Regions from separate parts of the Mus musculus genome. Here all the other regions are linked to region 1. Evidence: chromatin loops called from intact Hi-C (ENCODE). Cell type or tissue: heart. All regions are shown on one strand. Region 1 has its middle 99 kb from the start of Tril. Region 2 has its middle 57 kb from the start of Gm4872. Region 3 has its middle 4.3 kb from the start of Gm4872. Region 4 overlaps Creb5 (cAMP responsive element binding protein 5). Region 5 holds the start of Gm33348 (a long non-coding RNA gene).

Region 1 (5,000 bases):
AGACTCTATTTTCCACACCTAATAATTCACCCTCCCAGGCCCCCATGCATGTGTTTATCAAGGTTGGTACCTTCACCCCCCCCCCCAATTATGTAAAATTCTTCACTGCCTTTACTTCCTCTGAAACAGACCAGCTCTTTCATTAAGAATATTTATGGGAAATAATGTATTTGTGGAGTTGAAGGCCAAGTCAGTTGTCTGGATGCAAATGTGCAGTTGGAGGGTTTATCAACAACACTCACTAATGGAAAGTACTAATCAAAACTTTTCTACAGCAGTAAATTTTTATATTTTAACCACTGGATTCCAATTAAATGTATTCAATATAGCAAGCTTTGATTAAGCAAATTTAAAAAGAGATTATGTATACACCCCTGTGAAAAACAAGGCAGGCTAGGTATGCAGACACTTGTATATTCTTAATAGAAGTCTTTACCTGAAGATAAAAACCCAATAAATTGTGGCCCATAATGTGCCTTGGACCGTGTTGATTTACCTGTATTACAGAGTCAGCAGAAATCAGTCTTACCAGGTACACACCACACTTATATATTCCGTGCGTATAAAATGCATATAAAAGATCCTTTTTTCTTTTTATAAAGAATTACTGAATTTCATTAGGGCAAGTTTTGCTCTAAAAAAAAAAAAAAAGTTTCTTTGTGGACTGTGGAACACACTGATTGCAAATAAATGAGAGCCTGTGCCCGTGCCTGTAAAGGGAGGAAAAACGCTTAGTGTGGAAAAAACACCATAAATACAAGATTTGCCCATATCCTACCATACAGTTAGTAAGATCTTTAAAAGCTTCTCCCTGCTTTCACTGGTATATAAATATTTTTCTAAATGACTCAAAAAAGATATTATGTTATTTAATTGAGTCTGCTAGGAGAGGTCTGGGGACAGACGAATGAAAATCATTTGGGATTTTTTTTTCTTTAAAAAAAGTCATTTTCCTCATCTTGAGGATTTAAACACAACATCTCTGCACATTTCCAATAAAAATGTCACAAACTTTTCATATGTGGGACCCCCTCTCCGTGTTTGAGTTCTAGGATTAGTTGCAGCCTTAGAAAAATATTTAATTCTCTTTATTCTGTGACAAGGCGTAATGAATCCAGGCTGAGTGTCTTAAGGAAACTCAAGAAACCTCTTGACAGCAAGACGGCTCCCAGACCCCCGTTCCTGTCATGGTTTTCCAAACCCACACATGAGCTGGACCCACATCTGAAGAGAAGAGAAGGACGGGGCTTCCTTCCCTGACCTTTGCTGTATTTAAGTATGAATTGTGTTTATTGCTCAGTCTCTCTGAGTGTCTAAATGCCCCTTTTGGGCACAATTTAGACTTCTCAGAGTGCATATAATAAATGCAGAGACGCTCATTACTTCTGTCTCTTATACCCCATCTTGCTCACTGCCCACCTTTGGGGGATGTAAAAAAAAGCCATACCAGCCTTCTTCTGTCCTTGCTTTAAAATAATGTCACTATGTGAAAATCTTGATAGAAGTCCTGTAGTGGCTTTTCTTTCCTTGAAAACCCATAATGCCTTTAAAGGTGTTCCATCAGACACTGCACGTTTAAAGAGAAGTGAGAGGCACGTGATATTATGAATCCTTTTAAATCTCAAAATTCAGGGGGACAAATAAAAACGATTTGTTTCTTGTCTTGGGATCCTAATTTTATAGATGGAAGAGGCTGCTATTGAGACGACTATTTTGTAGAGGAGAGTGGCAGACCTTTCCAGAATTTGGAAAGGGAAGCCTGGACCAATGGGGCTGTTTCCCAGGTGACTGTTGACGCTAGTTCTGCGTTCCATTCCTGTTTCAATATACTTTTCCAAACCTCGGGACAGTGGGAGAACCGATCCAGGCTCAGAGGAGGTTGGTGAGTGTCTCCAGATATCCTCTTGGGCAGCCTGCCTTGGGACCATCTCCCAGCCACCAGCCTCTCCCCGGCAGAGGAAAGTGTGTGCACCAGCCATTCTCTGACTGCAGTCACTGAAGCCTTTAGGTTAAAGAGACAGCCTGTGTAAGTGTCCTAGGGTAGGGAAATCACTGCCTGAAGGTCACCTGTTGGGTACCTCCTAAGGTCGTTTCCTCAATTCGGGCGCCCTCTGGCGACGCCATGGGAAACTGCACCCCTTGTAAGGTGCGTGCAGGGACAGAAGGGATGCTGTCTGTTGAGTTTGACCCTGCAGGACCGACTAACTGGGCTCTGTTCTTACCTGAGTGTTTCAACATCGCAAAGCCTCAGGCCACAATCTACCCCAATAGTCTTAGATGATACTGCACCTCCAACTCCAAACAGAACCTGGCAGTTTCCTGCCTTCTAGTACTGACCTGCTCCCCTGCCTCGCCCCCTCCCCACACCTGCAGACCACCACATGATCTACCTATTCTTTTGTTTATATTTACCCCTGGTACATCTTTTGATGTATCAATAGAACAAGCTAAAGTCCCCTTGGCCCATCAGACTCTAAAGAGGTTACTTGTGAAGCCACTTGCGGATGCTATTGAAGTCACTATCATCTGCATTTAAGTAACGGCGATTACACTGGATCATGTGAGTGGGCCTATATCAACTGGAAGACTGGTCGAAGCAGGCTTGAGGCTTCCAGAGAGGACAGAGACAAGATCTCCATAGGTGGGCACTAGCTTCAACTTCCCGAGTCTCTCTGCCTCCCATCTTCCTTCCTGAGGTTGCACAATGAAGTTCAGCACTGCTCATGCAGTTTAGGCATAGGGCAAGTCCATTTCTCCTAGCGTGCCTCTTCCTATAGTTATGGTTGAACATTACCTGACAAAACTCACTCAGCAGACATCAGGAGCAGCATGAAGGGAATCCAGAGTACCAGCAGAGTACCAGACAACTGTTCTGATTGTCTGTTGGTGCCGCCAAGGGCCAGATGACTGGATTGTTCATTTATCTGGGATTCAGTAATCCCAGCTGGGTAGAGACAAGAAATTGGGCACTGAGTGGAAGAGGAGAGGGCAGGAGTGAACACATAGAGCTCTATAGGGCAACAGGGTAGTTTTCAAACCTGGGCCAGAAGCCATCTTTAATTGATGGTTTGTTGTGTGTGCTGGTGGCATGCGTGGAGCTATGCAAGGATACAGTAAGAGGAGGTGCCTGTGGAGGCAGCAGACAGCAGCCTGCCCTGAGGGCCTTCAGTCTATCATCACTGGAGATAGAATGTTTGTTTACCCCACGGTCAAGCTTTCTGAGTCATCTGCCCACACAGTGCATTTTCTTTGCACTCACTGTTTCTATGTATGGCAAAGGGATGACACTTGCCGATAACGGATCAGAGCTGTAGAAAGTTGGCAACAGCAAAGCAAGCCAGAATGGGGTGGGGGGGGGGGGAAGGAGCCTCCTTTGTGAGTAGCAAGACCACTGGTTCTAGGCCAACCTGGGAGTCAAGTATAAGACCTCATCCCATCTCTCACATCACCTCCTTGTGTCCGTGACTTACCGCACCAAAGACACCAACAGCAATAAAAGAGCATTCCAATTGACACACGTGTCACGAGTCCCTGTCTTGCCTCACTCTGTAGCCAGTCCCTAAATCTGTTTTGCTGTCACCATGGTATGCAAATGGATTGTTCCTAATGCTCCCTTCCACGGGAATCCAGTTGAGTTCTCCATGGAGTTCTTACTTGATCTCCACATCTTCCTTTGGGCTCTTTCCCAGTTTCTCCTCAGCCCTTTGGAAATGACTCTCTCTATTGTACGTTCCATGATTTTGAAGGAGGCTTCTCAACTACCCATCCTCCTGCCCCAATGTGTCATGCTTCTTGGGAGATGAGCAGTCTCTGATAACTCCTGTTCCCTTGTGGGTTGTGAGGACAGTTTTCCTGAACCAGCCATTTTCTTGAGTAGACATTTGTACAGAAGGGAAACATATCACCATCATGAAAAAATCACCAGAAGAACTCAGCATCCTCTTTCCCTTGATGCCAACCTGGTGCCTGCCCAGAAGGCTATTGCTGGATTAATGATACCAGAGACTGGTCCTCCTCAGGACCTATTCCAGAAACCGATCTCCACAGAACCTTTGCCAAGAATAGCAGAGGCTCCAGGCTGGCCCTGCCCACCTCTGCATGTGGCTGGCCTCGGAGGTTTAAGGGTTGGCTGTAGAGTATCTGGCACCCCTCCTCCTGTGCTCTGTGCTCCTTTCAGTTTTCACAAATCTCACACCAGAGAGAGAGAGAGGACCTCCTCATCAAACCCTGCCTCCATCTCCGCTCTCTCCCTCACATTCCTAGAGCCACCTTCTTCTGCCTTAAAAGCACCAGTGGCAGAATTTCCTTCTTTTGAAGGCAGGCTGGTATTCTGGTGTCATTTCCAACAGTGCAGATGAACCAGGAAGGCGTATGAAGCAAAGTGTTCAGAGGACACAAGAGACACAGACTGCATGTCATCAATGTTGAACTTAGGGACATTGGGAGTTGGATAGTTGCTACTAAGGGTTGGGAGTTAGAGAGGGCATAGCACCTTCCTTATAGCTAATAACAATATGGAAAAATTCAAAATTCTGGAATGATAGGCTTTAAAATGTTCTTAACACACACAGAGAATGGCTATGTGAGGTTTTAGGTATGCTGATTAACCCAATTGAACGTTTCCAGGATGTGTAGATGTATGGGCAGCTGGCATTACAGCTCATAAGTGTATATAATCGCAAGTGGTCAATTAAAGCTAAGTTAAGGTTTTTATGTGTCAGTGGTTTCTGGAATGCTTTCCTGCCCCACTGCCAGCCCGTCTTCCCAGTCTTCCCAATCTTCCCATGCCTTCTTTGGGTTTGTTGACATAGATTATCCCCTCCACAATACAGTCATGTAGCACATTCTTGATTCACAAGATATTTCAAACAGAAAAGAATTAGAAGAGGTGTACACACCACTCAAATGGAGAATATCTTTGATGTATTGGTTTCAGTGCTTCTTATGAAGGGAAACTAGCTATGATAAGAGCTGCCTGCCTTGGCCCGGCTTTCAATGAA
Region 2 (5,000 bases), 560 kb before region 1:
CCCCAGACAATGAATGATAGCAATGAAATACAAATTATCTGTAAAGCTTTGTGCTACTATGTTGCTTAGAGAATCATCGTAAGAGAGTCAGCATGTGCTTATTAGAACCCGTAAGATATTGTTTCAAATGCTTTTGGACTGGAATTCACTGAGCTCACAAATGTGGACTCTAGAGCTAAGGGACCCACAGTTAGGTAGGTCCTTCACCTAAGCTCAGAATTGGTGTATAATTACAGTGGACAAAAGTCTCCCTCCTTACATCTCCTAGTGTTGTACCTTCTGTGAGATCCTAGACTCCCATTAGATCGCCACAGAGTCTAAATCATCTGCCAGGACTCTAAGGCAACCAGTGGTGATGCCAACAAAGGACTGAATCCAGTGTCCATCCAGTCTGCTATGGGACCATCCTCTGGCACAATGCTAGTGAGCCTGGACTATGGGGGTCTTGTCGGCCAATGGCAGGGAGTGACCAATAGCCTCCTGTTGCTTATTTAGTGTAGGTCTCAATACAAAATGCTGCTCCTGAGTCTCCACTAAAACTTCCTGTTTCTTCAGGCTTTCTTATTCGGTCAGAACTGCCCGCAGAAATGTCAACTCATGTCAGTCAGGCCGCTTGAAAGTCCCACAATTTCCTCAGCTTTCTGGGTATGATCCAGGGAAGAGTGGCAGCTTCTGCCACTTCAATATGACACGCGGAGTTACACTGTGGGAAATCTTGACCGTCCAGAAGGTTCTCCACCAAACTTAGTGGCCCTCCCGAGTCACAGCAGGCAGAGGCCTGCTGTCTGATCGTTGAAATGACAGCGGCTTGGGAATGGTACAGTCATACTCCGTTACTCTTGCTCCTCTCCTTGCTCCCTTAGGACCTGTATCCAAAAGGAGTCGCCTGCAGTTTACACTGAGCATCCCTCACCCCCAACTCCAACCCGGTGAGGAAAAACCCAGACACTGGGAGATGTAATCGGGTCTACCACCAATTCTATGGCAGTATATTCTAAGTAAAATGCAACATGGCTGGCCCTTCATAGCCTGGGTTCTACACCCATGTCTCAATCAACTGCAGATGGAAATTTTTATGGGGGAGGGGCGAGGAAAGCTTTCGTCCTGAGCATGGACAGACTCTTGTTCTTGTCCTTATTCTCCAAATAGCGCTGCATAAGAACAGTCCCCATCGCGCTCCCAGAGTATTCTACATTATAAATACTCTAGACATGATTTAAAGTATACTGCAGTACTTTCATAGATCGTATCCAAATACTTCTCCATTCTATCTGAGGGATTTGAACATTGGTCAGTCACTGACGGGTATTGAGGATATAGTGAGTGGAACACATTCACATTCTTTTCCAGAGGATTAGCTACAAGAGCCAGACACTAATGTGGGTTTTGGAATACATTGGCTTAGTGTAATTATAAATGTACATAAGCTGGTGATTCATGAGCTTTCAAATTATACATCTGCATTTAATTTCATGTCGAAGTGTTTCTAAATCCTCAGAAAATGATGTTTCCAAATGTTTCTGGCTCACTAAACCTTCTATTCTTTAAAAAGTCTTCATCAAAGGCAACTGAACTCATCCAACACCTTCACATAGAATCTGATGAGTGGAAGACGCTTGCTGGTAATGTAAATAGATTGGGCCAAAGACATTCAGGGAGAAACTTCTCGAATTTGAAACACAATAACCCGCCAAATGGATTGTTGCTGTTTTGGGTTTCTACTTAAACGGGTTGGAAGAAAAAAGCAGGAAGTGATTGTGAATGAGCAGATTAGTCAGTCCATCCTGTTATCAGTCCCTCCCCCAACCCCCACTTCATTCCTGCCACCACTCCCACCCCTGACTGTTACACTTTGCCTCCTGCCAGGGTAGGGTACTTTTTGCCCTTCGTTGGCTAAAATGATCCTGATGCAGTCAGAAATTCAACCAAGCATGTTGCCACTGGGTGGCACAATTGGAAGTCTGTAGAGATCGGACCTCTAAAGTAGCCCCTTTTAGACCGGGATCTATAAACACTGCCTCCGCCGCTGCCCATCCCGATCGCTTTCTCTTCAGGACTGTTTACAAAACGGAGGAAGTCTGTGGCTTTTCAAAGAGTGTGGATTTCACTCTGGAAGTCTTTCTGTTGTGATTATACAAAATTAACTCGAGCCCCCCTCCCCCACCTCCCTTTTAAAGCTTATCTTCTTTTTTGATCTGAGAATTCCAAGTAGTGAATGAAGCCTGAGGTGGGTTTTGGGTATGGTCGTGAACTTGTGGATAGAAAAAAAAAAAAAAGCAGCGAATGTGCTCTGTCCCTGTTCTCCATTCCTGGGGCTGTAGAATGGTAGGTACCTGCTGCGTGTAGCTGTTTTAAGTTAATTAACATTCGGTGAATTAAAACTTCAGACTCTCATTTACTGTATCCCTATTTTGAGCATGAGAAGGCCGATATGGTAGCTCTCATATAAGACAGACAGAACAGTTCCACCCCACAGAAAGTTCAGTGAGAAAGAAAGGGTGATGTGGGTTCATATCACCTAAGGACACTGGGAAGCCTTGTCTAGAAGTTCCGGTATGCAATGCCAGCGGGAGTCCGAGACAGAAAGACCATACTTTCAAGGTTTTCCTGGCCTATCATAGGGTAAGGTCCTGGCTGGCTAAGAGAGCAAGCTGAGCATGTGCACCCACTATCTGCTTCCTGACTGCAGACAGTGTGAGCAGCAGCGAGAGCCAAGCCTTGTCTCCTGCCTTGGGCATCTCCCATCATGAGAGCAGTTCCCTTTAACTGTGAACCACAATACATCCTTCCCTTTTAAGTTGCTTCTGTCACAGCAATGAGAAAGGTGAGGAGGCTACAGAGCAAGTTCAAAGCTCAGCGGGAGCAATGGGGAAACCCTGCCTCAAAATAAAAATACAGAATGGGTTGGGAATATAGTTTGAAGGGAGGACACTTACCTGGCAGTAATGTTAGGTTCAATCCTCATGTAAGGGAAACAAAAAGACCCCAGTGTACTTTGCTTAACACTTCCTCTGTGTTAAATAGGCACATTTTCAGTCTTGTCACACTGTGTTCCGGAAGTGGAAGCATCATAGCCAGAATAGACTAACACATAGGCTTTGGTAATAAGTTTGATCGACACAATTACCTTCAAGTCAAGTGTACATATTACATAATAATCAGTCCAGAATTGGTATCGCCAGGATTTGGGTAGCTAAAAATACAATTATTCAGTCACTTCTGATCCCTCTAAGTCCATGTTTCTGACATATATTTGTTATCTCTGTTATATCCGCTATCCATTTTGTTTTTTATGCTCTCTTTTCTATTTTGTTTTTACTCTGAAGTGTTTCCTTTCCATGACCCGGGAGGGCAGCTCACCTTCCCCAGCCCTTAGCTCTCTGGGATGGCTTGGAACATGCTTCCCAAATGCTCCCAGTGAGAATATCGTATTTATCAGCTGAATGACTAGACTGTAAGGAGATAATTTTCCTGTCTAATATTTGTGGACACTCTCAGAAGTTTTACTATATTTCCATGTTGTAAAGGGAGGGCAGCTTGGTGAGAAATGAAGACTTCAGGTAATTGTGTAATTTCTTAACTGCATAATTTCCCAGTTTCAGGTGGCTGGTATTGGAAGGATTATGGCTAGATCTGATTGTACACTTACTAAACATGTCTGTGTGCTAACCCTGGTGGTTGGTATCTAGGGGTTCAAAAAAGATATATAATTTTAAAAAATGGCTGCAGCTTAGAGGTCCACATACTGGTCAAAATGAATGCAAATTTGAGTAAAACCCCCACTCAATATTTGGTTTGCCAAGGTTTTGCACGCACTCAACTGGCCAGGAAGAACGACGCTGCAACAGGATCCTTCTGCACACGTTTATTGGGAGAGCATTGATTGCATAGGCGAAAGAAGAACAACCCCGAACAAGGAAAATGATGCTGCTTATATACCCCTCCATGTGACGTGTCAGCTCCTGATTAGCTGCTCACTCATCACCCCACTACTACACCCCGGGATGGGCAGTGACTTGGCATGAATTTACTCTTGCACCTGCGCACATTACTTGTTTACCAGTTAGGCACAGCGGAGGCTCGTGATGGCAATTGCTCACGGCTCTCCACACCAAGGAATGGAGCTGTGGATGGTCTATAAGAAATTAGCTGAGTATAATTTACTATGACGACACAGATTTTACAAGAAAGATAGGACTCAAGCTGATTATTTTAAAGACTCCTCTCCTCTTTATTTAGAATAGCAGCTATAAAATAAGACTACATGCTCAGTTCTCTTTAAGGGTTTCTGGAAAATTCCACCATCCAAGATTAGCTCATTGAATAGTGTTTCTCAAAATGTGATCCACAGATAACCACCAGTGAGCATCACCTGCACGCGCACATGGGCACAGGTTCTCAGGCTCTGCACTTACCCTACTGAGAGACTGGGTCCGAGGCTCACTCTGTGGTGTGTTAGCAAACCCTTTGGGGATTCAGACACATGCAGAATTTGAGGACCCCTGCTCCTCTGGAGCTCCTACTTCCATGAGTTTCAGCGTGGTCTCAGTTTTGTTCTTTGAAATGCTCTCTAGATGATTCTAATGTGCAGACAGATTTGAGAATCTCTGCTTTGTTGCTCCAGGTTCTGTTTTGATGGGGAACTGTTTAGGTTGTTATGAGATCAGAGAAGTATTCGTTTTCAATAATCACACTAGATGGAAGGCGTGTCCACAGGAGGACCAACATCCATAGGTTTTAACTGAAGTGATAGAGCAAAACCCACTAGGAAACAATCGCTGCACTGAGCATTCATGATCAAGTACATCCTCTGCGGATGTTGCCAGACAGTTTCTAAGTCAATGGGACCAGCATTGAAATCCTGCAGTTTCAGTTCCACTAAGATCGTTTAGTTCATGTTCTAGGTGATGCTGATGCTGTTGGCCCTGGGTCTTTATGTGGTGAGTTATAAATTAGAATTCTGCTGTGTTTCTCCTATTCAACAATTGTTGAAAAGAGAG
Region 3 (5,000 bases), 500 kb before region 1:
ACTACATTTTAAGAAGACTATACTTCATATGTACCTCATTGTCACCTTAGCCATTGACAGTGGTTGGAACAATGTCTTCCTGAAAGGTATGAGCAGCTAAGACCTTCAATGGAACTTAACTTGGACAAAACATCATTGCAGATGTAATTAACGATTTTGAGGCGATGTCATCCTGGATTGTTCAAATATAATCTAAGTCTGTGGAACAAGCATCTCTATATGGGGATGGCGGAGGAAGATTTGAACCAAAGGCAAAGGCCACGTAAAGATGGAGGCAGAGGCTGGAAACATGAGCCGCAATAAAGAAAACTGCGAAATGCCAAGGGATGCCCACAGCTATGGTCACAACGAGGAGGTTTCCCTCAGAGCACCAGAAGAGAGCATGGCCTATCCCAAGCTTTGATGTGGACCTCTAACCTCCAAAGGCTCAGCATCTGCATTCTGAGCAAGTAGGCTGATGACTGGTTTGTACTAGCCTGGCCACGGTGACTCTGAGCTTGCTGCCAGAGGGAAGCTCCTAAGCACTGACAACTATGTAGACATCCATCCCATCCTCCTGTCTCTGCGGACCTCCTACCAAATCCTCCTGAGCCACCCAACCCATTCCCATGTCCTACAGTCTCAGCTTAGCAATAATGATTATGGTTTTTCCTTTCTGTTTTTTTTTTTTTTTAGAACTTACTGTGTGTGTGTGTGTGTGTGTGTGTGTGCGCGTGCGCGCGCTTTTGCCATGTGGATTCAGGAATGGAATTCAGGTCATCAGGCTTACTGACTGAGCCATTGCTGGCCCTGAAATAAGCATTTTAGAAATATTAAAACATAGATCCATGACTTTGTGTTAACTGGATAGGATTATGCAGACCACTCAGGACCCCTACTTGCTTTCCTCATTAGCTAACTTGTCATAGACATCTCTCCATGTCAATAAAAGTAGCTACCCATCATCATTTTAATAGCTGCCTGGTTTCCATTGTGTGGATTACTGTAATTTATTTAACCAATCTCCTATTGATGGATGCTAATGTCCCTCTTCAAATGGAATAGCCATTTTGACACACGGAACCATAAATCTGGCCTTGCCAATATAGTGAGCTTGTTACGAATTTTGACTTGAACGCTGCACTTATTTTAACGTGGTTATCTTGTTAGCCTTGCAGGCTAGTTATTAGTCTTTTTTTTTTAATAGCAGACTACTAGTTTTCATTTTGATTCTGCCATTAATTAAAACTCTGATCTTAACTTGCATTCTAACCTGCCACTAATTACATGTATTCTTTAAAGAATCCACCTGACATTTTTATACACGTGACTGTCCTCAGAGGTGGGCATGATCTTGTTCTGCTTTGACATTGGACTTCCTCATAAATATTTTCCCCATGCTTTTGATTTTCCCTTAAATTTTGGAAATTTGATATTTCACATGTACCTCTTTTATTTTTAGGAAACTTATATTTCCTCCTATTATTTTAATTTACTGTACCATTGCAGTCATCCATGGCCAGTATGGAAGCATTTTGCTTTCTGCTCTGTCGGATGCTCCGTTGACTAATCAAGGAGAGAGCTGCACTGGGTTACTCAGGAGTTCTGCTTCCTGGCAGATACTGTATTCCCTGGGGATAGCTTTCCTTCATCTCCCAAATAAAACATGGGATTTTTGTAGGCCATTCTGGAAAGGGTTCTTTTTTCTTACACTTTCTGTCATAGCACAGTGCTTGGTGTGCGTATGAATGGTTCTCTACAGCTATTTGTTAGTTCACACTGAATTGCCCCCAAGTCTTATGCCAGGGGGATCTGCATATCACTGTAGCAAGGATCTCTTGCCATTGATTGTCTGTTCCATGTTCCGCTCTGGGAGCTATGAGAGACTGAAGTCACACTCACCAGACTGTGTCTACTTCCCCTTTTTTTCTGAGAATGAAGAGTCAGGGTGGAAAAGTTGTGTGCAGGAAGTGGCCTTTGAGTTGGAATTGATGACAAGACACGTTACAAATGTATGTATGGACAAGGCCACTAGAAACCAGTGACTCTTTTTCAGTAAATGTAGTTGGGGGCAGAGTTATTCAGACACAAGCTTGGGCATAGCTTACTGTTAGGGCCAAGGAGGGCCAGGCAGGTGAGGAGAGGCAGAGGAATTGGTCCTGCTCATTGAAGAGTTTCAACCCAATGAAAGAATGGGGTACTCTATTGAGGAACAAAAGACGACAGCAGCACACAGTCAGTCCATAGGAGCACATCAGGAGCACACAACTGCTGATGCTTGGTGAAGAAAGGGTAGAGCAGGGTTTCCCCAGGTCCTCCGCCAGCAGCCAGAACCTTGTGAATAGGTAACATGGCTCAGTACTGAGCAGGCATCATGTCTGGGGCTCGTCTTCAAAGAAGGCTGGGGAGAGGTTGGGAGATCATCCTAGCAGAACTCAGCATCTGTCTGTTTAAGCTCCAGTCGGATCCAGAGCAGAACTGGCATAACCAGATGGGGGCACTAGAGGGCTGGGTGAGTGGCACGGGCCAGGTTCCAGGAAGCAGATTCTGAGATGGAAGCTTTACGCAGGGGAAAAAAAACTCTTGAGAAGGACACTTTAAGGAAGAAGTGTCAGGACACAGGATGAGCGGAGAGACGGTGCTTAGCTTTCTTAATCTGCTTGGGCTGCTGTAACAAAATGCCTTGAACTGGGTGATTTATAAACAATATCTACTTCTCAACAGGAATTAGGGCTTCATCATGACAACGTGGGGGGGTGGGTGGGGGGACAGAAACATAGTACTATTCCCATAAAGGCCTTATCTGATCCCATGAGAAAACATGAGAGAATCCCTCAGACCTTGCTGAGTTTGGGCGTAAATGGGGTGGCGAACACTTCAGGCCTTTGGCCTGTATGAATCAAGCTGGGATGCCAGCTGCTGACACATGTGTGTATGACTTTGTGCCATGTACCTTTTTCTAACAGAAACAATTCTTGAAGATGGTGAGCAGCTGAGGGCCTTTTTTTTTTTTTTTTTTAGCAGCTGGAGAAAATGGGATCTAGAGAATGTGTCCCACTAAAGTGCACAACTTACTGTAAGCTACAGCCTAGGGGTGTCAGTGCCCAAGGGCCATAAGTGGTAGAGCGCAGAGATTAGAACTTTGGTCCATAGGAAAGGGGGAAAATGATCATGTTATGTCCCCAGGATAAGCCTTGAAGGACAGATAAAATGGCAGGGACTGGCAAAAGACATTCACATATTTCCCATTTTAGAAACCAGTTATCCCGGGATTCTATAGTGGGAGAAGATGGCTGGGCCGTTATAGGCAAGAGGCTCAGTGAATAAAGCAGTGAGAGCCAAGGGAGATAGACAGAGGAAAGTTAAGGGGCCTCTTTGAATATCTGTGGTTTATTTCTCTCAGTTCGTTCCAGCAAAGGTTGTCCATCACGGCCTTGGAGCCTCATAACACCATATTAATAGCCAAACAGCCAAATTGGCTCAGAATATGCAAACATCCAGTTTTAATTTGAAAAAAAAAAGTTCTCAAGCTCTCCTAGGGTACAGTTTTGGTCCGTCAATTACTGTTCCTCTATTGGGATATTTGCCTTTCGTTCCATTCACCTCATACCAGAGCAGATGTCTTTGCTAACTGGTTTGCAAAGTGATTCGCCCACTTCTGCACAGTTTGGGGGCCGTTGATTCAATTCCAGTCAGAAAGCAAGATGGAGGGAGGTGTTTACATTGAATCCAAGGATAGAAAGTTCTTACACCAGGAAAGTTTTCCCTTAAGAAAAAAAAAATGGAGCGAGTCAGTAGTGGGAACGCCTAGCAAAGCTTGTCTCAGTGTCAGCACTACATCATAATGTTTGGTTCACCTTGGCAATTGTGAGATTTTTCTAATTCTTATCCAATCACTGCACAGCTGTTGTTTCTTTTCTGAATAAAGCCAATATGCCCCCCACACACCCCAGGGCCAGGCCGAGTTTCAGGCTTGACATTCCGTGCAATAGCTTCCCCCGCACTTCAGAATCCTTCCCCTGATTATGTCCGTCCGCTTAGCATGTGGGGTGTGACTCTGCATGAAATGGCCAGGCGTCTGTTGCTCATGAAAAGATTCAGCTGTAACGGCATATGGACAACACACTTTTAAAAATGGGGTTATTTCATAATTGCAACAACTCTGTCCAAGACAAGGGAACACATTCAGATTCCCTGTAATTCAAACCATTTGTTAGCAGGGCCCTCCATCCTGAGTGAGGAAGGGCTGGGATCCGTGAGGGAATGGTCTGTTCTGGATTGCCCACCTGGCTTGAAAGCTCATGCCGCACACGGGGCTCTGACCAGAGGGCTCTGGCCAAGGAGCCTATGGGAAAACAGAGTCCAGTGCAGACTGAAATGCTGCCCTAGTTTGGAGTCTCACAAGTTGAAACTCGTGAGCATTGGTCAGGCCCCACGTTTGGGTATGGGTTGGATGGCCAGCTATCCGTTCAGCCTCTCATGCCACAGAGCAGGAACAAAGCATGGCTCGAGATAATGTGACTTAAGCAGAGGATATGGACTCAGAAGAGAATGAAGCCTCTAGTTCAGTGATTCTCACCCTGTGGGTCCCTTCTGGGATAGGGTATCAGATATCCTACAATTCGGATATTTACATTATGATTCATAGTAGTAGCAAAATTACAGTTATGAAGTAAAACAAAACTAATTTTACACAGCACGAGGAACTGTACTAAAGGGTGACAGCGTTAGGAAGGTTGAGAAACACTTCTCTTGTGCCAGTGCAGTACTAGGCTCCAACAAGTCTTGTGCTTTCTCTGAATGCCAGCTTTCTTGTTTATAAAAAAGAATACCCCCTCTCTTCCTGTGTGTGTGTGGTATGCACACACACACACTCACACACACACACACACTCACACTCACACTCACACACACACACACACTCACACACACACACACACACACTCACACACACACACTCACACACACACACACACACACTCACACACACACACACACACACACACTCACACACACACACA
Region 4 (5,000 bases), 180 kb before region 1:
TGAAACTAAAATTCAGAAGAAGTGAGATTAGGAAGAGGAATCAGAAGTTGTGTTTGGTTTGGCCAGGAGTTGGAGTGATTACCTTGGAGCGTTTCCATATAAAATGTCAACACTGGACAGAGAACATCCCTTTCCATCAGGAGATGAAGGCACTTCTTCAGCAATGACGTGTGTCTGCAATGGCTTCTCTGACTAGTTAAGCTGTGGTTGCCGGTCTAAAGGTAGACCAGCTGTATTTGTGAGGACACTTTATAAGTGTTTGTGTTCTTTTGCCCCTTGAAGCATCTTTGGGTGGTGGGCTTTTGAGGTACCTGTGTTTCTTGGGAAGAGAAACAGTTCTGAGGTGTGGCGGTGCTTGCCACCATGGCCTTTTAGACGTCCTTCTTGAAAGAGGAGTGCTGCCTGACCGAGCCTGGCTGAGCATGGTGGAAAACATTCATTATACATTTAAATTACTTCTTTAGAAGTAACTGTGTCTATGCTAGCCATTTCACATCCGACAATTTGAGAAAATATGCATTTCCCCTCTTCAGGTGAGCATACTAAATACAGTCTCACCTTTACCTGTTGCTACAGTGACGTTTTCCCACACCGTTATCTGTTCAAAGGACAATTCTGAGTCCAGTGAAGAAGCAGATTCAATACGGGAGAGAGGACATGCATGAAAACGTCCTTATGCAATCAGTACTGTGTGTAAGGCAAATGATTTAAAGAAAGATTAGAGTCACCTGCAGAGACTGTCCTGCTAAGGGTGTGTCTGCTATAAAGCCAACTTCTGGGGGACAGCAGGGGGTGAAGCTTGATCTTCAGGGTTTGTTCAGTGTCATGTGTGAGTGCACCAACCTTAGTCCATTTCAAGTCACCAACAGTTCAGTAACTGCTTGTAGGTTGGAGGAGTGGCACAGTGGTAGGGCATGTACACACACACACACACGGAGGGGGGGTCAGTCACAGGGTGTGTGTGTGTGTGTGTGTGGAGAGAGAGAGAGAGAGAGAGAGAGAGAGAGAGAGAGAGAGAGCAGATCTTTCACAGTTGGTGTAACTGGCTCTAGCAGACTATTGCCTTTAGGCTGAGTTTTAAAAGTCCCATCCCTGACCATCTGAATATCTGTTGAAACCAAATACATTTGAATGAAACAGACAGGCTCCTTCCACTAGAGTCTGTGGTAGAGGCTTATGGATTTTTTTTTCTTTGCTTGCCTTTGCTGCACTGAATCCTGTTTTACATTTCCAATGACATTACTATTGTAAAATTAGAGATACAGGAATCCTCTAATAAGAGGACAGATTTGCACAAATCAAAGATCTTCTCTCTTCCTGACTGTTAAAAGCCTTCTTATCATACATAGTCCCCCAAACAAATAGCCAAGGTTCTAATGCATCCGTGCAAACTCACTCCCCGACGGCGGGCCTCAGTGTATTGCATTTTGCTGATACTACCTGACTAGCCAGGGCCCCTAACAGAGATGCTTCTCCCTGTCAGTGGCTGGCAAAGTGGTTCAACTCCTCTATGTGTGTAACACAGGACAGCACTTTGAGGCTTGCAAATGGCATTGTTTAAATCAATACACCGCGATTTATTACGTATTGTGGAGTGCTTATAAATATATTATGAATTGTCAGTACACAACAGCATCATAGACTGGAAGTTGTCGCATGGGAGAGGTCCCTGCAAATGAGGCATCTGCCGACCCAGACAGTTCCTTTTCCTCTGCTGTACTCTATCTTGTACTTTGTAGAATTGGGACGAGGAATGATCTGAGGAGATGAGATAGTTCAGAAGCAATACCATCTTGAACTAAAGGGTCACTGGGTTTTACTGTCTCCAGTATAAGCAAACAGCACAGCGGATGGAGGAGTCGTCAAAAGGAGACATCGGAGGGGTTCTTGCTGGTAACATTTTGTTGATGAGTTTGAGTGGTGACCACACAAGTTTTTATTATATTACTCTTTAAATATGTTGCCTGTCTGAGAGGTTAAAACAAAAAGGCTTTCAGTCAAAAGTGGCAGAAAGGTTTCTGTTAACTTGAACATTTGAAATGATTAAGAGGGTAAATTTTGTTAGTTTCTTTCTTGCGTGTATGTGGGCTGGGTGTGTGTGTGTGTGTGTGTGTGTGTGTGTGTGTGTGTATTTGTGAGCATACATGTGGAACCTCATGGCTGATGCCAGGAGTCTTCCATGATAGCTCCCTACATTATTCGTTGAGGCCAGGTTTCTCAGTGAATCCAGGGCTTGCCAATGGGACCAGTCTAGCTAGCCCATTTGTGACAGGGAGCCATTGTCTCTGCCTTCACCTTTGGAATTACTGGCAGACGGTCAAACCTACTAGACATGTACATGTGCATGCATTGCACTTGATAAACCATCTCCATATTTAACATAGAAAAGAGTTGGACATGGAGAGATGACTGGAAAGATAGGAACGCTTCCTGCTATCCCAGAACACCCAAGTACACAAGTCCCAGTCTCAGCCTGAGGCACACACAGTTGCCTGTAACTCTAGCTCCATGGAACGTGATATCTGATGTCCTTTTCTGTCATCTACAGGACAGGCATGGTCTCACAAGACTGTCTGTCTGTCTCTCTCTCTCTCTCTCTCTCTCTCTCTCTCTCTCTCTCTCTCTCACACACACATTAAATTAATAATAATAATAATAAAACAATAATAAATAACAATCTTAGTAAAAAGAGTGCATGCTTCAGTAATGCCTGTGGTTTTCATTTTTTGTGATAACCGTATTTGGATAACAGTATTTTGTGATAGCCATGCTTCGGTGATGCGTGTGCTTTTCATTGTTGTGATAGCCGTATTTGGAGCTGAGTCCATGGGTATTCTCCCTTTGTTCTGCACTCAGTGCTCTTTGGGAGCTCTAGATGTCCTCAGCCACCCAGCTTTGTGCAAAGACTGTAGACATAGTAACAGCCTGGCTTCCAATGAGCCCTAGTAAACCAACAGTGTGTTAACACATTCTAAAACTGGTTTTAGTATCAGAAACTAAGTTAATTGATATTTCCATTGAATAAAGGAAGCTATAGAAATATGTTCAGGTATTTATCGAAAACAGCCCACTGTGTCCCTCTGCGGGTGGTCACATAGAAATTGAACATTTACTCATGAGAATGCCAAAAAGGAATTATTAATAAAAGCAAGCCTTGAATTGAACACAAATTATATTTAAAATTTTTTTCAGCTAAAAACAGAAACAAAAATGTTAAAAAGGGGAAGGCAAGAGAAAGTTTGATGAGACAATCATTGTGCTCCTTTTAATGGGTAAATTATGATTTATTATTATTTATGTCTTACTATCTCTTTTTCTTTAATTCTCTCTCTCTCCCTCTCCCTCTCCCTCTCTCTCTCTCTCTCTCAGTGCAACCTGCAGGATCCATAGTGTCACCTATGTATATGTATTTAGGGCAGACCACTTGCTACTGGAAAGCCAATTAAAGGGGTCATCACTGGGGAAGACTGATTCCTCCCCCTCTTAGAAGTCACTAATCACCTATCGTTCTTCATCTAGGGGTGGAGCCTTGTGAGATTTCCCTTTGCACTTTGGCATATCTACTGTTGTCATTGCTCAGGTCTTGTTTAGGCAGCTGTGCTACTGAGATTTCATGTGTGCAGCTTGCCTGTTATAAGAAGACACTATCTCTCAGAAGATGTCTTCATCTTTTGGCTCTTAGAATCTCTCTACTCCCTCTTCTGCAATGTTCCCTGGGTCTTAGGTTAGGAGCTGTATTGTAGATATGTCGGTTGAGGGTGTCTCCATGGTGTCAAGCAAAGCTTTGATGAGCAGTGGGAAGTGTACTTGCCTGTGAGGATGAGAGTAAGTACTCAGAATGCAGTGAGAAGTTGCCTAGCTTTTGGAGAGTGGTGGCAATAGATTCTTCTCTAGGGCCCATGACCTCAGTCATGGGAAGTTGGCTAAACTTACAGTGTCAAAAATGAATTGCTTCCTATTGAGTCTTAAGACCATCATTCATCATTGTACCTACTTAAAAAATAAAACTGAGTGTCATGAGCTTAGAATTCATAATTTCCAAAGTCAAAGGTACCCTGGCTGCAGCATCACCGTGTGTGGCTTCCTTAACACCCAAAGTCCATCATTCCCATTCCTCTGCACCTCGTCCTTTTCCCTGAGCTATTTCCCCTGCAATGATTCCCATGGCAGCATAGTGGATAAACAGCCAGGGCCTGGATCCGCTGTGTACAATGGGAAGTGCTATCCCACCACGGCGAGTCGGTATAGTGTTGAATTTTCACCTGAGTCCTCAAAGGAGCTTCTGATCATGTTCTCTGGCTACAAGAAGGAGCCAAGGGGTGGGTGACCGGGAGGACCCTCCAAGGAATGAGCATCTGCCCACCCATGCCTTCCCTCACCATGGGAGTCACAACATTTAGTCCAGAGTGACTGTTTACAGTGTACTTCTCCATGGCTATACCAAAGCAATTGACTGACCTCGTACCCCATGCCTGGCTTTTGTTTTGTTTTGTTTAAAATATCTGACAGTAGTAGTCAACCCAAGGATACACACAAGGCCTTTGTGAAGGGAAGAAAACAAGGGGGAGGGGCTTGTTCAAGAGCGAGCTTTGCAAATAATGGAATACCTTTCTGTGCAGACCGGATCCCAGACACACATTATCCCTTCTGAGAACACATTTATCCATCTGTATGGCACCAAAAGCCATACTCACACCAGCTATTTGTATGAAGGGACGAAGTGTATACTGGATATGGTGGTGAAAAGGTTTTCTTGGTATAGATTGGAGAAGCAGGTGACAAGTTCAAACTTTCAAAGGAATATCTCTGGACAATTGCTTTCAAAATATAACCTATTGGGTCAAGAAGGATTCAAGGACCAAGCCAGGGCTCACTGGGACAAGCCCTGGCAGTGGTGTTAAAGCTGCATTTCTCCTTAGTGGTCCCACCCCTCCCCTGCCCTGTGTCTGCACTCTTCCTCCTTACTACCACCACCCCACCACTACCACACCCCTTGGTGT
Region 5 (5,000 bases), 450 kb before region 1:
TTAGGTGTGACACTAGGTACCCAGAACCCCACAACTTTCCTTGGTGTTGCCACTTAGTGTGCTTGGCCTAGGATTCTGTCTCTCATGTTCTATTTTCCTCAAAACTCTTGGTTCTTGACTCTGAAATTTCTTATCTTCCATCTGCTCTCACACTATGTATCCTACCACTACGATATTATCTAAATTTCTTTTCAAACTCCATCTGGCCTTTATTAATTTATTACCTACCCTGTCTTTCTATTAAGTGCTTCTTTATAGTGTTTTTTAAGTGTTTTTAGTCAGTGGTTTTTTTGTTTTTGTTTTTGTTTTTTTTGTTTTTTGGGTTTTTTTTTTTTTTTTTTTTTTTTTTTTTTTTTTTTTTTTGCTCTGTTTCATTCCCACTAGTTTGGTTTACTCCTTCAATGTCATCTCTCAAATTTTACCAGTTCTCTCTTTAGTTTTTATAATCTATCGAGGGAACCTGTTTTTAAAACATTTGATTTTAGTTTTTTATTTTATTGGTGCTGTTATTTTTAATATCTAGTGAGTTTTGGAAGTATCTTACTACTTGTTTTTAAAGTATCAGGTAACATTCTCATTTCGAGAAAAAAAAAAACCTCATTATAATTCCACTAACACGTTACACCTGGTGACTTTATCTGTGTCTCCCATCCCAATATTTAAAATTCCCGATGGCCATATGCAGCTGTCGTCGTCCCTGCTGACTGGTTCTATTTTGTGCTTTGGGATTTCCAGGTTTTCTTTCCCTTCTTGTGGCGAAATCCTCCAAGACCTGAATTGAAGGGGTGTCCTTAAGACAGAGCTTGTTTATGGCAAGGCCCCCTTACAGCTCCTTTCCCACTGAGGCTCCTCTGGATCCATATTTTGCTGAGTTTGAAGATAGTATCAGTTGGAGTGTAGACTTTTCTAACCAGGATTTCTGGAGAAGTCGTAGTATTCTGACACAGAACCCAGGGGCAATGCACATTGCCGGCATTAGTTCTCTGTGGTCCCTGAGGAAGGTGTACTCCTTTACTATTCTGGATCTCTGTGAGGTCTCAGCTCCAATCCCCTATACTGCTTAGGCCCCAGTGTGGCCATTAAAATCCAAGCCTCTCAGTTATCAAGATTGGCAAATGCCCACAGGGAAGGCATGGGTGCATCTCAACACCTGATTCCCAGCTCTTTTCAGCTCAACCATTTGTTTACCTTATCATCAGCCTAGCTATTAAAAAGATGTTTATTATATTTCACCCAGTCCTACAGGCACCTAGGCTAAATCTTTATTCAAACAGAAGTTTATCATTAATTGTGCTAATGAAAAAGCCAAGACCCAGAAAAGCTGATTGTAAGAGGGAAGAAGGGCAAAGGGACACAGACTCAAGCCCAGCTCAGACCGACTTTGCATCCTTCATCCATCCCCTGGGAGGGTAATGTCTTGCTTCTGGGAGCTGACATTTGTTGTGTCGCTCCTCATAACTCTTGAGGTGTTTCAGAAATTGGAAGTAAATTTCCTCCAAATCCTGATAACTCGATAAAATAAGGTGAGATTAAATCCCTGCCACAAGGTCATTTGGTGTGTTACAGCCCTGAGACAAGAAGCCTGCATCTTTGATTTTTAAGGCTGTGGTGACAGTGGGTCAAACACTTAGCAGGAACCTTCTTCAAGTTCCTTCCGGCTTCTGCATCGGAATTTGTAAGCTCTGAGCACGCCGAGCAAACTACCTGTTGTAAGTAGACAGGAGACTGCAGGACTGGCATCGTTACAACACGAAAAGTTTCAGGATGTTCTCAGGTACAGCACACCAGGAAAACAGCTGGAAACACATTCACACACATTAGTTAGGAATCCTCAAAGACGCGAACCTGATTGCATTTTAAAAGGAATCTAAGAAGTCCTGGATAATGTTGTAACTAGAAAAATCTTAGCACAGGTGAAGCAACTTGATATTTTAGGTAATATATTTAAACACAACTTAGGACGTTCAATACCTCCTTCTCAAACAACCCGATATTAATAGACCAAATACTGCCCCCCCCCCGCGCCAAAAAAGCATGCACACAAAATATTCAATAACCTAGCGTGACAGAATGTGGTTTCTTTTGAATAACTGACGAAGAATCCTAAACTCCTTGTGAAGTTGAGACATCATGAGCATTCCAGATATTTCTTTAAATTAACCTAGTTTTCAGATGGAGTTCGCTCGTCTTAACCCCCCCCCCCCCGCCCCTTAATTTAAGGAAGGCCTAGGTTTCCAACTTCCTGAAGAGGGCGCTATTGACATGGTCAACCATTCTAATCGTGGTGAAGAGGAGTTCATAGATACAGCTTCTGCTTACAAGTCATTAGGTGGATATTTGGGAGTTGAATTTAAACTTAAACTCTAAGCAGACCAATAATCTATTAAGCTATTTAATACTTTTAAACCCAGCATCTCTTTGCTGGCTTATTTGACAAAGAAATCTGCTGGCTCCCTCCCCTCCCCCCTTTTATTATTTAAAGAACAATTCCTCTTCTGGTATGTATTAACAATGGTGCTTGGAACGTGGCATCGATAACACACTGTATGCCCCGTTGTGCTTCATGTTGAATGATTTGTGTGTCTTTGAGAAAGTCCAGCAACTCGTCTTAATCTGCTATCCTGGAGGCTCAGTAATTTACTCCCATAGTTCCTTGCCATAACATATTTCATGTCAAGGAGGGTCTTTTTTTTTTTTTTTTTAACTCTTAATAGAGATATTTTCAAACAAAGACAAAGGGCAGAGAGGGCTTCCTAGGGTATTTAGTGGGAACATAGCCGTAGCTTATTTTTCTTTTGTATTATTATGAGGCAATTGATGATTGCCTGGGGCTTTGCTGATGAATCAGGCTTTTAATAAGTTTCAGTGAGAACAGAGTTGGTGGAGATAAGTTAATTAATTGCTCTGCTGTGTGAAGGCTTGGGGGAGATGGTGCTCTATTCTACTGTGAAGCATGGTCATAAAACAGCGCATAATTCTATACCGCTCTAAATGCTTACCGGTAAACCCTCACGGAAACATTTCAGCCTTCTTAGACAGACACTTAGGAACCTTCCCAAGCCAGAAATGAAATATCCTGCTGATTGCCTCCCCAAAACAGCAGAGAAAAGAAATCTTTCCTTTGGGCGGCTCTACCATCCTGCATCTATTGCTTACAAATTCTTTCAGATAACTGGCAGACACTTCTCCCTTGATTACCTTTAATCTCGGGTTTGGCAAAAGGCTCTTTATTCCCTCTGTCACTTGGCTGATTTCAAGCCAGAGTTCTCCATCCCACCGGACTCTGCCCATGTGGGAAAATAAAAGCGTCACTTCATAGTACAGTGGAGCTTTCTCCTGATGGCTACAATTTACATGCCAGGAGCCCTCTAAGCCCTCCAGCCCTTTCTTGATGCTAGGAAGGAAAAAAAAAAAATCAAACAGTTTTTTAGAGTCTGGAATGCTTTCCCTGGCGATTGACAACAGAGTTCAGGTCAAGTTTGCGATTTGGCTTCGGCTTTCCTGGTGCATTTTTAACTCTTTGAAGGATGGGTTGGAGACAACTTGCCAAGTCCTTCCTGCGTTGTTTGCTTTATGCTGACGGAATTTTTAAGTCTTCACTGATAACATGGATTTGCAGGTTTAATTTTTGAAAAATGGGCAAAGAAAACTTCCCTCGGGGTCTTACTGATTTTATACAGACAGTTGTTGCAAGATTTTTCTTTACAGTTAAGCATTATTTGGAGTATAAAATAACTACCCTTGTATGACCAACCTGCTTCCTAATCCATTTCAAATTTAGTGAATGAATCTACTTCATACGGGTTACAGTGTGGACTTCACAGCTCCTGCAGTTTGTACTAAGTATAGTGTATGTGATCTCTCAGAAGTTAGGCATTATAAAAAGAAAGCAGCCACTTTTTAGAGGCGATTTTCATCTAAGGAGCCTAGCGCAATATCTGGCATGGAGGAATTCATTGAATGTTTTAATTTTTTTTCTCTCTGTTTATTTCATCAGATTTGACCCATCTTGTGCCATAGGATGGATCTACTGGAAAGTATTCATGTGAACAAATAAAATCAGCATTCAAAATATGTGTGTGCTTTTCAATATCACTATAGCTTGAGGTAAATGAGACTAAGTCAAGCTGCCACCAAAGAGTTACTCACTGAAGCCTTTGTTTCTAGGAATTTTGCTGTGGAGCCAGGTCTGCTGGGTTCTGCTGGGCAGCCATCCACCTTCAGACCCCCTTTGTGACAGTCATCTGTAACAATGCTCTTTGCCTTCCATGTACTGTGGTACCTGTTTATTTTCATGGTCCTTGGACTTGCTTCTTGCTTTTGTTTTGCTGGACAGGGCCTGCATAGAGACCATCCTCCTTTCTCATGAGGTTCTTCTAGGCTTGTCAGTGAGTCCCTCTCTTGCTCTTCTTGGTCAGAGCAGCCAAAATATCTCAACTTCTGGGACTCGGTGCTTGGCTTCTCTAGTTCTTCACTCTCCCTGGATGGAAGTTCCTTTGGCAGTCAATGGCCTTGCTTCTCAGAGCCCAGGGTCCTGTGGCATTTTATCTCCCAGGTCCTCTCTAGAGTTTTACTATCGGCCCTTTCTAATTCACTTTTGGCCTCGACTGATGGCAGCTCAATATTTCCATGATGATCTAAGATTCATGCAGGCTAGATGATGGCAAAGATATTTTATAGAATTTTAGAGTTGCAGTAGAGGATGATCTTGTAGATCATCCAGTCAAACCTTCATTTTTTTTTTTTTTTTAATTTTAGGAAGTGGATTGCGTTCTGGGTGACGAAATCTGCTGCCCACAGATGACACCTTAGCCCATAACTTTGACCTTTTCTATTATGTGCTGCAAATCAGACCTAGTAAGGTCAGGTTTAAATTAAGGCCACTCCAGTACTTCCTTGTTTGAAGAACATGCCCTTCTCAGTTAAAGATATCTCATTCGACATAGCAGAAAGGCTATGAACCAAGCCAAGGAACTCACAGCATTCCTGTTATACCCGAC

What was found. A loop is a pair of places that touch in the nucleus more often than their neighbours do. Peaks named below come from ENCODE experiments on the same cell type or tissue, not always from the same donor. Only the 100,000 strongest peaks of a DNase experiment are listed, where the experiment ranks them.
Region 2: a loop joins it to region 1, with 9 times the contacts of the local background. A loop is called at or near these places in 11 of 42 quality-filtered maps.
Region 3: it touches region 1 in a loop (10-fold over the local background); 13 of 42 quality-filtered maps call a loop at or near these places.
Region 4: it touches region 1 in a loop (10-fold over the local background); 8 of 42 quality-filtered maps call a loop at or near these places.
Region 5: it touches region 1 in a loop (9-fold over the local background); 13 of 42 quality-filtered maps call a loop at or near these places.

The regions. Positions count from the first base shown.
Region 1 is chr6:53,719,718-53,724,717 of GRCm38, forward strand. No RefSeq gene overlaps it. Among named protein-coding and RNA genes, the nearest start is that of Tril, 99 kb to the right of the region's middle. In heart, no CTCF peak of the experiment used is centred here; a DNase peak (open chromatin) is centred at 2,124; H3K27me3 peaks cover 797 bases.
Region 2 is chr6:53,162,742-53,167,741 of GRCm38, forward strand. No RefSeq gene overlaps it. Among named protein-coding and RNA genes, the nearest start is that of Gm4872, 57 kb to the right of the region's middle. In heart, a CTCF peak has its summit at 1,953 (motif pointing right); no DNase peak of the experiment used is centred here; H3K4me3 peaks cover 690 bases; H3K27me3 peaks cover 249 bases.
Region 3 is chr6:53,214,961-53,219,960 of GRCm38, forward strand. No RefSeq gene overlaps it. Among named protein-coding and RNA genes, the nearest start is that of Gm4872, 4.3 kb to the right of the region's middle. In heart, a CTCF peak has its summit at 2,476 (motif pointing right); a DNase peak (open chromatin) is centred at 3,981.
Region 4 is chr6:53,539,119-53,544,118 of GRCm38, forward strand. The region is part of intron 5 of Creb5 (cAMP responsive element binding protein 5); the gene reads left to right. Among named protein-coding and RNA genes, the nearest start is that of Gm38814, 48 kb to the left of the region's middle. In heart, a CTCF peak has its summit at 2,856; no DNase peak of the experiment used is centred here.
Region 5 is chr6:53,264,984-53,269,983 of GRCm38, forward strand. It overlaps Gm33348 (a long non-coding RNA gene), which reads right to left and starts at 3,250. Exons shown (of 3, transcript XR_377682.1): 1 at 3,199-3,250; 2 at 1,705-1,796. In heart, a CTCF peak has its summit at 2,250 (motif pointing right); no DNase peak of the experiment used is centred here.